Linked DNA regions of Homo sapiens: all the other regions are linked to region 1. A link is a contact called in ENCODE Hi-C or POLR2A ChIA-PET data. All regions are on one chromosome and are shown on one strand. The core of a region is the stretch at or near the end of the contact, and the rest is flanking DNA. Distances in the headings are between cores, read along the strand shown. Region 1 holds the start of HEXIM2-AS1 (HEXIM2 antisense RNA 1). Region 2 holds the start of SP2 (Sp2 transcription factor). Region 3 holds the start of KPNB1-DT (KPNB1 divergent transcript).

Region 1 (4,141 bases), core at 793-3,292:
CCTGCTTCAGACTTGGTTCTTAGCCTGGACAAAATGTAAACATTCAACCCAGTCCCTCCATGCCCTCTTTGGACTTGAGGTCAAGGCAATGTTCTGTTGTCAGAAGGCCCTAAGTTTAAACCCTGGGTCTGTTGCTTGTAGATAGCATGATTCTGGAACAGGTATTTCAGGTCTCAGAACCTTAGCTTCTGGGAATTGGAAATAATTCCTACCTGAAAGGGTTACTAGGATTTTTTTTTTTTTTTTTTTTTTTTGAGACGGAGTCTCGCTCTGACGCCCAGGCTGGAGTGCAATTGCGAGATCTTGGCTCACTGCAACCTCCGACCCCTGGGTTCAAGCGATTCTCCTGCCTCAACCTCCCAAGTAGCTGGGATCACAGGCATGCGCCACCACTATGCCAGGCTAATTTTGCATTTTCAGTACAGCCAGGGTTTTGCCATGTTGGTCAGGCTGGTCTCGAACTCCTGACCTCAGGTGATCCACCCACCTAGGCCTCCCAAAGTGCTGGGATTACAGGTGTGAGCCACCGCACCCGGCCAGTTACTAAGATTTCATCAGCTAGCATAGACTGGGATTCCGGCCTATTGCCTAGTGCATAGTACTGATTCGTCAAAATACTGGTTTTCCAAATCTACCAACACATCTGGGACAAGAAGTTTGGATCTCAGCTGTGGGACCCGTGCTCGTGGTGCTTGGGTGGGCAGGAGGGCAGGGACTTACCTTGGCCTCCTCCAGGGCCACTGGTGACTCTGCATTACAGGCGGTCTGGTTCGGAGTGGCCATCATCTTCTGTTCCAAATCTTTCAGCAGACGCCTGGAACTAGTGACACCTGCTTTGAACAACAACAGAAACCTAAATCCTGAAGGAACGTCAGGAATACTCTGGCTGCCCAGAATTGTTTGCCCAGGCAGTGGCAGCCATTTTGTACCCCAGCCCTTCATACCCTTATTCTCAAATGCAGGCCCCGAAGGCTGCCTCCACCGCTGGTTTTCACACCTCCAGCCAGCAAGGGGCCAAATGGGATTCAGGGGCCGTCTTCTCTGTCCTGCTCCTCGGGTCCCTCACCAGGACTCATGTCCTGTACTGTCCTCCTGGAAGTCACCGAGGCCCAGGTTGGCAGCCAGGAAGCCAGGTGTAAGTTTTGTTTCCCCAACCACCAAAGGGGCAAAGGAGGACTGCCTGGGGAGGCTGGGAGTGCAGCGGGGCTGCTGCTGCCACGGGAGAACATGGAGCAAGCTCACGAGTCCTTCCCCACTGTCTCCAGTGGCCCCAATCTTGATGCAGCCCTGCACCCCCAACCTTCTCCCCAAGCTGGGCTCCAAAGGCCAGAAGCACAGCTGGGACCTGGGCCAGCCTAGTGCTGAGGACTTTTCCTCTAAGGTCCTGGCCTGCCTCCCTCCTTCCTCTCAGAAAGGGAAACAGGAGAAAAGGGGAAAGAGGTCTTTGCACTACATGCAGCTGGGAGGGAAACCCAACTAGGATAAGGATGGATTTCTTGGAAGAAGGGAGACAGTCATGGAAAGAGGTTTTGCAAAGGTGGAACTGACCTATTCGCTGTCAAGGGCTATGCACACCACTACATCTGTGTGCCTTTCTGTGCGACTGCCTGTCGGTGCAATTCCCAACGCCTGAGCCCTACCTCTTGCTGCAGTTGCAGCAGCTCTGGTCAAGCCGCTCAGGCCACTAAGATGGGGGGGAAGAGAGAGCCTGGACGCGCGGTGCCTGCTGGGGATTGTAGTTCTTCTGGCCTGAAAAGCGATCCAAGGGCCTGTAACGTCAACAGCCACACCCGAGACTCCAAAACCCATCTACCCTTGCGCGGGGGCAGACCGCGCGCGCATCACTGCCTTCTTTGATTGGTCAAGCCTTCTGCCAATATTCTCGCTTTTTTGGCAACGATTAGCTGTGAGGAGGCACAACTGGACCCGCCTTCTCCGAACTCAATTAAAGAGTTCATTGATGGCGTTAATCTTTACGGGGCAGAAAATAGATCCGGCTAAGGTGGGCGGGGCAGCAGGCGCGGAGGGATCCTTGGCCTTTGAGGAAGGCGACGAGAAGCTCGGCGGCCATCGCCGCCATTTTGGGCTGGGAGGAGGCAGCGGAGGGACTCGCTGCGCAGTGAGAGCACCCCGTGGGGGGTGGTCCGGGCGCGGGGAGAGGCCGGGCCGAGTGGGCTACCTGAAGTGGCGGCGCCGGGAGACGGCGGGAAGTGGGACCGGGGGCCAGGGAGGGTGAAGGTTGGAGTCTCCTCGGCCGAGCCCGGTCCTCAAACCGTCCCGGCAGCCCCGCAGCCTCGCCTCTCACAGAGTGCGGGGTTCTTCGGTAATTACCGCGTGTTTCCCGAGACCCCAGAAGGGGAGAGGCTGGTGAAACGGCTTCCCTCTGCGGTCTTTCCACAGGGGCGCGGATCCTGAGGCCGAGCTCTGCCAGCTTCCCTCCCCACCCCCATTCGGCCTGGGTATGGCGGCGAGGCCCCGCACAGAGGGACTCCCACTTCGACTGGAGAGGTGGGGGCGACGCCAGATTCCAGAGGCTGGCGCCGCGGGGGAGGGCGGAGGTCGCAGGTCTGGCCACAAGTCGGCGTGGCAGTCAGCTGGAGGCTCCGAGAGCGGAGATCCCAGTGCACCCACCTTACCTCGCTTACACCAAAGCGCCATCTCGCCGCCCGGGTTGCGAAAAACCACGACCCTCTTAAACTACTGTAGCAACCACTAATTCCCCCTGGGAGCAGCTAGAGAGGGGCACTTGGAAACCTTCACGAGCTCGGTGCCTGAAGGTCTCTGAGGCTCTTGCCCTCAAGATCTCTCCCATTCAGCCCCGATTCTCCGGACAACCTGACCTAGCATGTCGCCAGCCTCTTGGTGAAACGCCTAAAGTGTGCTGCCCCACTTCTCTTGAAAGTTTACACCGAAGGGATGAGGTTTTGCCCTTTACAGGGTTGGGGCACAAAGTCGGAGTCGCTGCGGCTCCGAAATAGAAACGGAGTTGCCCATTTCGTATGCTTCATCAACATCTGCTTGCATTTTGAAATCCTAGTCTTAACTTTTACACAACTTTTAGAGAAATGGCTGCCCTCCTAGAGGGAAAAACGAACTACAGTAATTCCAATTCCAATGTAATCTTTGTAAGACTACAAAATCTTTCCAGTTTAAAGATTTTTCTTTTCCCACAGACTAAACAAAGTCAGAGTATTTTGTGTTCTACTGGTGCATTGTTACTAGGTAACCTCAATTTTTTGAAATTCCAAGTAATTGAAGGATCACTTTTGTAGATCCTAAATGCTACCAAAAAAGAAACCAGTTTTTATCTACTTCATATGTATAGCGTTTAAGAGATGAGGAGACCTGCTTTGAAAGAATAAACTCTTAACCTTACATTATAGCTGTAGCAGCTTCTTAAAGATTGAAGTTTGATGTGAAGTTCTTTTATTGAATTGCAGGTTAAACCATCTTACTTCCTACTGCTTGAAATCTAAATCCAGAGAGATTTGTGGCTCAAGGATATCTTCAAATAAAAGTTTTATTGCTAAAATGTCAGTTAAAATTATGCCTAGGTAGGTGCTGAAGTAGGAGAGGCTTTGACGTAGCAGAGTGACTGGCAGTGAATTTTGTGGGTACCTTGTGATGAGTCTTATTATCAGTTACAAATGGTCAAAACATGCCTAAGCCTTCAGCCTTACTAAAAGTTTAACAGAACTTGGCCTGGCGCGGTGGCTCACACCTGTAATCCCAGCCCTTTGGGAGGTGGAGGCGGGTGGATCACCTGAGGTCAGGAGTTTGAGACCAACCTGGCCAACATGGTGAAGCCCCTTCTCTACTAAAAATACAAAATTAGCCGGGTGTGGAGTTGCGTGCCTGTAATCCCAGCTACTCGGGAGGCTGAGGCAGGAGAATCGCTTGAACCCAGGAGGCAGAGTTTGCCATGAGCCTCTCACCGTTGCACTCCAGCCTGGGTGACAGAGTAAGACTCTGTCTCAAAAAAAAAAAAAAGTTTTCCAGAACTGAAGTTCTGCTCCTCCTATTAATAATTTTTCTTCAGTTGGAGTGACAACTCCATAGCATTAACTTTTTTCCCTCTGCTCCCCAGATGTTTTACAACTGGATTACAAAATAGGATCATCATTGACTAGGGTCCTCAATC
Region 2 (4,141 bases), core at 1,125-3,624, 2.7 Mb before region 1:
TGTGTGAAAAAATAAGTATTAGAAAAAAAACATGTTATACATATCTATCACAGAAATGAGTGGGCAAGGTTTAGAAGATGGCTGAAACCAAGCCAATACTAAGGTCTACTGGTTGGCTGCAACAAGTTTAAAATGTCTTCATAAGGGCCCTGGTTGGGCAATACTATACTTGCTGACAGTACTTGGGATCTGCCACAGACCTATAGCAAAGGACTGTTCAACTTCTCCAAAAAGCTGGTATTAACCACCAGAAGAAATAAGAAGTTCAAGGCCAAAATATCCAAATGAACCAACCACTCTACTTGCTGAAATGCCATAAAGCTTCTTTACCCCAGACATTTGCCCAAATCTTATAATTTCTTTTCTCCTCTCTGACAGGCCTCTCCAGAGGCCCAAACTTTAATAGAATCTGAGAGAAAAAAGTGGCCAGTCTATCTGCTGTCCAGAGTGATGCCAAACTCTTTCTCCCGGAGCCAGTTCTCCCCGTTGGGCAGTCAGGTGAGGATCCGATTATTAACAAACTCTACTTGGGTCTCCTTGGCAAAGAGTTTCTGGCTTCAGCAGCCTAGCTCAGGGGGGTTCATAATTATGTCAGACTCGCTTTTTTTCTTGTAGTTGCTTTTAACCAAAGAGGTTAAGCCTCTGTACAACCAAGAGGAAGAACTAGAATTAGAAAACTTACCAATCGTCCCAGCCAATGATAATCCATTTCCAACAGGTATTAACGCCTGTTAGAAGCCACTGGAACACTGACATCATCAGCCCAATTGATAGGTTGTCTGATAGATTCGCCCCCTTCATCGCACACAAGAATTTAAAACAAAACAAGACACTGCAGTTATATTCATTATTGCAGACAATGGGTTTCTTTGTGTTAGTAATTGAAATTACTGCTGTGGTCTGGACTCCACCATTATTTCCTTTGCAGCCTGTGAGCCAGCCAACACTCTAAACTTTCTAGCCCTAAAAATTGTATCATCCAGAATACCAACTCAATACAGCCCTCCACTGTGAAACTGAATGCCTTCTGGGGTACAGCATGAAACCGTTTTAGACAGTGCATGCCAGTGCACCTTGAAACAGTGTCCATCTGTAATGAAATCTGTAAACGGGAAACTTGGGCCAATTCATTGTTTAAAGCAGATCTACTGGCTCATACCTTTCTCTAGGAAACAATAAGTGAACAAGAAGTAACCTCAGAAGAAGAAAGAACTTTGGGAGAATGCACTGAGAAAGGCCAGACTGAGTCCCCTTGGATGAAGTTAATTAAGAAACAAACATGACAGGATATTGCAATCAAAACCAAGGAATGCAGTGAGGACAGGTTTCTCAGTTGCCCAGAGGAGAAAACATAGTTCCTTCTGAACTAAAATTAGAAAGCCGCTGGCAAGGAAACATAAGAAGCATGGATAAGAGGCTGAAAACCGTAAGTCAGCAATGGGGATGGAGGTGGGTACAGGAAGAGAGCGAGTATCTATTTTGTTTTATTTCTTCTGTAATTCCTTAAGATTGTTTGCGCCTGAGCTTTGGGACTGCAGTAGTCTCCCCTACGGGGCGTCAAGTAACAGGCTGGGAGCTCTGGCAAGAAGTTCTCAAACTTCTCACAATTCTGCTAAGAGCTTGCAGATATCTAGCTGGAAGATCAAGGATCCAAGTAAAAACATTAAAGGAAGGTTTTTGCCCACTCCCCGGTGAGAGGTCATCTGCCCAGGGAGTGCTCTCGTGTCCTGACACCATCGCCCGACTGGGGATATATCAGTAACCGGGCTGTCGTCGATGCCGAGCAGTGCCCATCTGGTTGGCAGCGTCCGGGTCTCAAGCGTTCCCTCGCCCCTCTCTGTTCTCCGGGGAGCCCTGAATCGCTGGTGGGCATCTACAGTTAAGAGTGCAGGAAGGCCTCTCAGACACGGGGCGAACACAAGGGCTGTTGGCTGCCTCCTCAGAGCCGACCCAGGCATAGTTCGCCCAGGCGGGAGAGCGGCGTTGAAGTGGGTCGGCACCCGTCCGAGGGGTGCCAGGCCACCCCGGTGCCCGCTCCTCTCGCCGGCCCCCGGAAGCGCCGCCCTCCCGCCCGGCGGGCTCCGAGGGGGCGGGGAGTCGAACGCCCCCTTCCGGGTGCCTCCGCCCGGCTGGCCAGCCCCGCTCCTCCTCCGGGCGGGAATCCTCCCTCCCCCGCCCCTCCTGAAGCCGGGCCCCGACGCCAGACCCAGCCCCAGGGGGGAACCCCCGGCCTCGGCTCCCTCTCCCCGCGGCCTCTGCCCGTCTTCCTGACCCTTGGGGGCCGGGAAGACCCCGCCGGCAGCGGCCGGGACCCACCGCTCATTACGACATCTTCCTCCCTGGCCTCCGCCGCCTCCGCCGCCACCGAGAGCCTGACACCGCCCGCCAAGCAACCGCCAATCCCGGAGCCCGCCACCGCCCGAGCGACGGCAGCCTTCACCAATAAGCGCTTGGAACATTGGGGACCGACAGCACTATTAACCAATCAACCAGAGGCGTCTAGAGCGACGTTGATTTGACCAATAGGTCTGTGCAATGTCACTGATGGACGGTAGAGCGCACCAACCGAAAGCCAATTGAATAATGAGTGACATGTGCATCAGCCAATTGGAGGGAGGCAAAGTCCCGCCCGCTGGGTGGTTGATGTACAGCAACAGGAAGCTGGAAGGGGAGGGGCTTAGCCGAAGAGTGCTTTTGTATTGGTCGAGGTTGACCTTCCACCCACCTCTAACCCAGAGGATGAATGATAGATCTGCCCTGAAGCCAATCAGAAGTCCTTAGGGTGAGGCCCACAAATGCCCCAGAAATAGCATATACATTGCGCCCTAAGTCCAGTCTCGCCCAGGTGTGGCAGGAGCTTTTACCTGCTCTTCGGCAGTAGCCGGCTGCCACTCAACCCCATGCCTGGTGAGTGGAAAGCCATCAACCTTTTATTTAGTCCCTCTCTCGTTGTCGCCTGGGGAGGGGCGACTTTGTACAGTGAGGCACTGGGGTCCGGCACCATAGTGGGAGTTGGGGTTGTTTACGCGACACTTCTAAGGGGATTTTCACAATCGGTTAAGCCCCCGTTAATCCTCACATGGTTATTGCGGCGACCCCCATAGCCCACGGTCCCAAACGTGTGCATCTGAATCATCCGAAGCTCTTTCTAAAGGCAGGCTCCCCTGGCCGCCTCTCCTAATCCGACTCGGTACTTCACGGGGCGTGCCTAGAATCTGCATTTTAGCAAGGGCCTCGCGTGGACAGAATTGCACGCTTGAGTTTGAGAAGTACTGCTTGGCCTCTGCCCCACTTACCCTTACCTTCTTGAGATGAGGTAAAGCACTTGGTAGGCACTAGGCGGGTAGGTTTATCTTTGCTCCCAAGTCTCTTCCGAGAACTTGGGAAGGCTGCCTAGCTTAGTGAGGGAATCCATTCTGGCTTCAGACCAGTCTGGGTTTGAAACCTACACATCCCACTAACTTAGGCAGGGTACCGAAACTCCCTGAGCTTCATGTCCTCATCAGTAAAACGAGGTTAATCACACCTACACCTTAGCGCGATGGCTTAAAAAAAAAAAAAAAAAAAACAAACAAAAAAAAACATAGTCCATCAAGAGAAATACATTTTGCATACAGACCAGTACACTGCTATTTGTATGAGAGTGTCATAAAGTTTCCGAAAACAATGCTTACTACTTGTGACGCACTGATAGTTTCTATGCTTATCCTATCCTATCTTATTCTCCTTCTTGTTGATCATGACTGGCAGTTTGAAAAACACTGCTAGAAAAGGTTGGTGTGATAATACAAAATGCAGAGCAGAATACCGGGTACACAGTAATTGCTGAATAAATGTTAATAGCCTCTTCCAGTCTTCTCCTCTCAGTGTTAGCCTTTGAAAAACAAGACTTTAGACAATAATACTCCTCTAGTAAAGATCCTTCATGGGATCCGTATCTCCTAGATAAAGCCCAAACTCCTTTCTAGGCAAAGTCCTCCCACTCTTTTTTCTTCTTAACCTCAGCATCCACCAGAGGACACACTCTTACTGGTGTATCTTTCATGCTTTATCTCCTCCCTCTACCCCCGTTCCCTTCCTACAAATCCTACCCTTTTCCCTCCAGGAAAGATTCCAGGTTCCTAAACACTTACGCTTTTTT
Region 3 (4,141 bases), core at 740-3,239, 2.5 Mb before region 1:
ACACATATGGTTAGTGTTACTCAGACTTAATTCCTATTACCTTTCTCAAAGATGTCAAGCATCATCCAATCCTTCCCTCTGACCCCATCCCCCAACAGGAGATGGACACCAAAGAGAAACTTAACTGGCATCTAGGCTGTTTCAACCAATCCATCCCACATTTTTATACAAAGGACCAGTCTCTAGCGGACTTAGCTTCATTTTCTCCGGACCCCTTAAATTTTAAAATATGAAAAACGAGGAACTTTCCCCTGTGATTTCATCAGCAAACAGGCCCCATCTCAAAGATGAGCCTCAGTCTGTTTTCTGGGTGCAGATCCCTAGTGATTAGGTCTCTATTCATCCAGGTCAGAAGAAAAAAAAAAAAGAAAGAAAGAAAAAGAAAAAACCCCAAGAGAGGAATAACCGAGCAAAGAGGGAAAAATATCAGTGGAAATGGGTTAAGAGGCAGTCGGGTGCCAGGCCTGGCCATGAGTACAGACCAAGGTAGCTAGGAAAGGGCAGAGCTCTAGGAAATAGGTGGGGAGAGCCACAGGGGCCACGGGATAGGAAGGAGAAGCCGGCCGGGGTCAGACAGGGCGGGCGGCCGGGCCCGGAGCTTCCACATGGCCCCTAGGCCCGACTCCCCCGCCCCCACCCCTGCTGAACACGCAGCGCCGCGCAACCTAACTTCCCTTCCCTCCCTCTTTCTCCCTCCCGCTGCACCGCCGCCCTCAGGCCGCGCAACGATTGGGCGGCAGGCAGCTCGGCGCGCCAAGCCATTGGCCAGTCGCGAGGCCCGGGGCGGGACACACCCACCGGCTTCCCGATGGCGGGGTTAGGTTGGACCGGGTTGGGGGGGGAGGGGGAGGGGGGAGGGGGACGGGATGGGGCGGGGTAGGTTCCCGAGGCCTGGGCCTCCGGGAGGGCGGGAAGGCCCCGCACGCAGGGGATGGGGACGCGGCGGGATGGGCGCGGCGGGGTAGCACGCACCAGGTTCTCCACGGCCGCACGCTCCAGGAACTTCTGCGCCGCTTCCAGCTCCAGCCGATCTAGGGGGAGGAAAGTGGGAGACGGAGCGGGGTCAGAGGGGCCGGGCCTCCCCTCCCCCACCCCAATCACCTCAGCCCTACCCCCGGCTCCTGCGTCCTACCGGGAGACACGGTCTTCTCGAGAATGGTGATCAGCTCCATGGCGGAGGTGGCGGCGGCGGCGACTCCTCCTAAGACGACGGCCCGGCCTTTCGGGCGGCGGCTCGAACTGGGGATGGGGGTTGGGGGTCGGGTGGGAAGGGAGGGTGGGGTGGGGGGCGGGGGTCACCACAAACCCATTCACCGGCTCTGTCTGGGTAGTCGGTCCGGCTCCCCTTCCTCTCCTCTTCCCTTACTTCCTCCCTCCAAATGGGCTGCTGGCGGCGGGGGAGGGACCCTGGGGGCAGCTCAGAGCGCGCTGGTGCTCGGGAGGCGGAGGGAGAAAGAAGGAAGGGAGGCTGTGAGTGAGAGGCGGCGCGCAGGGAGGGAGCGAGGGAGGGAGGAAGGCGGAGGGATATTCGGACCGGACCTCTCCGCGGAGGCGCCGCGCTCCACGACGATTGGCCGTTGTCCTGGCCACGCGGAATCCCTAACTGGCCAGGCGCTCAGCGTCGAAGGGCCGTCTCGCGCCCATTCGCCTGCTGGTTTCAAGGCCCGGGTTGGCTGGGCGGGCAGCGGAATGGAGCGCGCGGATTGGCCGAGGGGAGGGAGATTGGGATGGGGTAGGAGAGAGCCCGCCGTTGATTGGGTGGGCTTGGTAAAGGCCTTGAGCTCAGACCGGCTGAGCGCTGGGAGGAGGGTGGACCGGAGGCACGACTCGGATCCTGCGCGATTGGCTGGGATAGTAGGCGTTGATAGGATAGGGTGCCCGGGAGAACTAAGGAGAGGAGTTCGGGGTCGGGGCGCGGGAAGGCGGGAGGTGCCCGGCAACCCTAGGAGCCCGGCGCGGGGCACGATGGGACGCCCCCGGGAAGAGGCGGAGCTGGGTTCGAGCGCTGGGGCTGCGGTTGGGTAAGCGCCGTCGCTCCGAGGGGCGTGTTGCGCGAGGTTTTCGCGGGCCTGAGCGGGGGAGGGGGGACTGTTGAAGTCCTGCGCCGCGCCCACAGGAAGCTGCTTTAATGGCTAGGTCGGCTTGGTACCCTGCTTTCGGCTGGGAGGGATCCGTAAGGCCATGTGGCTCCACTGCCAATGTGTAGATGTGGAAACTGAAGCCCAGAGAGGGTATGGAACTTGTCCAAGGTCACACAGCTGGTTAATGGCTTGGTAAGGAATGGGTTCAGGAGCCCAGAGAGGGTCTGGAACTTGTCCAAGGTCACACAGCTGGTTAGTGGCTTGATAAGCTCAAGCTCTCCTGACGGCCCTTGTCCCTACAAGCAGCTTCCTCTCCAAGGAGTCCCCTAAGCCTGCTTATATGGGGCTTGAGACCTGTGCTGTGATAAATCTGACTTGCTTAGGGGTGAGCTAAGGGATTCCTCCTCTTAGACCCCCCATCCATAGCTACCAGGTACTTGACAGGATGGAAATGTTTCACCCTCCAAAAGTACCCTGTAAAGGCCCAACCTCGAACCAGAAAGAATGTGTGTACAGGAATAAAGGATTGTGGTTCTTAACCTGTTTCAGTTCTCAACCCCGGAAGAAACTCATGAATGCCTTTTCTTAGCAAAATGCATATAAAGAAAACGTGGGCCGGGCGCTGTGGCTCGCGCCTGTAATCCCAGCACTTTGGGAGGCCGAGGGGGGCGGATGACGAGTCAAGAGATCGAGACCATCCTGGCCAACATGGTGAAACCCCGTCTCTACTAAAATATAAAAAATTAGCCCGGTGTGGTGGCGCGTACCTGAAGTCCAAGCTATTCCTGAGGCTGAGGCAGGAGAATCGCTTGAACCCTGGACGCAGAGGTTGCAGTGAGCCGATATCGCGCCACTGCAGTCCAGCCTGGCGACAGAGCGAGACTCCATCTCAAAGAAAAGAAAAAAAATGTGCATACAGTATGTGGCTCAGGCCTGCAATCCCAGGACTTTGGGAGGATCGCTTGAGCCCAGGGGTTCAAGACTAACCTGGACAACTTAGCGAGATCCTGTCTCTTTTAAAAAAAATGAAGATTTTTAAAATGATAAAGGAAAAGTGTAATAATAGGGCCGGGCGCGGTGGCTCATGCCTGTAATCCCAGCACTTTGGGAGGCCGAGGCGGGCGGATCACTTGAGGTCAGGAGTTCAAGACCAGTCTGGCCAACATGGTGAAACCCTGTCTCTACTAAAAATACAAAAAAAAAAAAAAAACCTAGCCGAGCGTGGTGGCGCACGCCTATAATCTCAGCTCCTCAGGAGGCTGAGACAGAATCTCTTGAACCCGGGAGGCAGAGGTTGCAGTGAGCCAAGACTTCACCACTGCACTTCAGCCTGGGCGACAGTTAAGACTCTCAAAAAAAGAAAAAATAAATGGTAACAAAGAATTTCTTGAATTGTTTCATTTTCACAGTAATGATGTAGGGGTAATTGGATGTAGCTGGTTCATAGAGCTTTTTACCATATGACTTGAGCTTGTGAGGTAATTGCCCTGCAGTAGCCACACTGGGAAAACCTAGGAGGAAGTCTGACTTTGTTGAAAGGTTTCACAAAGAATTAGGAAAGATTGGCCAACTCTTTGTTAAAAGAGGAAGAAATGGTCTTTCTCTGCTAGAGATATCTTTGCAGTTTTGAAGCTAGAAATGTAGGGACACCATTCCTCACACCATACTGTGACTAGTGGATTTCCCATGGCTTAGCAGCTAACCCCAGCCTTTTGCTTCATCTATTAACTGTGGAAGAACTGCCCTGTGTGTGTAACTTTGTTATAAATCAGTGAAGATTGGGCCAGGGCGTGGTGGGTCACGCCTTTAATCCCAGCACTTTGGGAGGCTGAGGTGGGCAGATCAACTGAGGTCCGGAGTTAGAGACCAGCTTGGCCAACACAGTGAAACCCTGTCTCTACTGAAATACAAAATTAGCCGGGCGTGGTGGTGGGCACCTGCAATCAATCCCAGCTACTCAGTAGGCTGAGGCAGGAGAATTGCCTGAACCCGTGAGGCAGAGGTGGTAGTGAGCTAAGATTGCACCACCGCACTCCAGCCTGGGTGACAGAGCAAGACTC

What was found. Hi-C counts contacts between places; a loop is a spot of excess contacts on that map. ChIA-PET counts read pairs that join two places held with the same protein, here RNA polymerase II (POLR2A). Pooled maps may share reads with other maps.
Region 2: a loop to region 1 is called in a map of CD8-positive, alpha-beta T cell, with 27 times the contacts of the local background. The contact joins the promoter of SP2 here to the promoter of HEXIM2-AS1 in region 1. A Hi-C loop is called at or near these places in 1 of 168 maps with a recorded cell type or tissue (CD8-positive, alpha-beta T cell) and 5 of 50 pooled maps. POLR2A ChIA-PET finds 5 or more read pairs at or near these places in 1 of 52 experiments (activated CD4-positive, alpha-beta T cell).
Region 3: a pooled map shows a loop between it and region 1 (12-fold over the local background). The contact joins the promoter of KPNB1-DT here to the promoter of HEXIM2-AS1 in region 1. A Hi-C loop is called at or near these places in 1 of 37 single-sample maps with no recorded cell type and 6 of 50 pooled maps. POLR2A ChIA-PET finds 5 or more read pairs at or near these places in 2 of 52 experiments (B cell and HepG2).

What each region holds. Positions count from the first base shown.
Region 1 is chr17:45,159,439-45,163,579 of GRCh38, reverse strand. HEXIM2-AS1 (HEXIM2 antisense RNA 1) reads left to right here and starts at 2,042. Exons shown (of 3, transcript NR_186789.1): 1 at 2,042-2,119; 2 at 4,088-4,141. HEXIM2 (HEXIM P-TEFb complex subunit 2) reads right to left here and starts at 1,705. Exons shown (of 4, transcript NM_001303441.2): 1 at 1,549-1,705; 2 at 945-1,092; 3 at 721-830. The coding sequence starts at 786. RefSeq lists enhancers at 1,466-1,595, 1,606-1,805, 1,223-1,838, 1,956-2,185, 1,839-2,454 and 1 more.
Region 2 is chr17:47,894,469-47,898,609 of GRCh38, reverse strand. SP2 (Sp2 transcription factor) reads right to left here and starts at 2,374. Exons shown (of 7, transcript NM_003110.6): 1 at 2,317-2,374. The coding sequence starts at 2,323. SP2-DT (SP2 divergent transcript) reads left to right here and starts at 2,794. Exons shown (of 3, transcript NR_135480.1): 1 at 2,794-2,907. It overlaps SP2-AS1 (SP2 antisense RNA 1), which reads left to right. Exons shown (of 3, transcript NR_103857.1): 3 at 1-224. RefSeq lists silencers at 1,875-2,304, 3,853-4,141.
Region 3 is chr17:47,647,276-47,651,416 of GRCh38, reverse strand. KPNB1-DT (KPNB1 divergent transcript) reads left to right here and starts at 1,989. Exons shown (of 4, transcript NR_171700.1): 1 at 1,989-2,021. KPNB1 (karyopherin subunit beta 1) reads right to left here and starts at 1,498. Exons shown (of 22, transcript NM_002265.6): 1 at 1,133-1,498; 2 at 973-1,031. The coding sequence starts at 1,172. RefSeq lists silencers at 828-967, 1,078-1,147, 1,578-1,757, 1,768-1,817, 1,828-2,097 and 1 more and an enhancer at 2,498-3,343.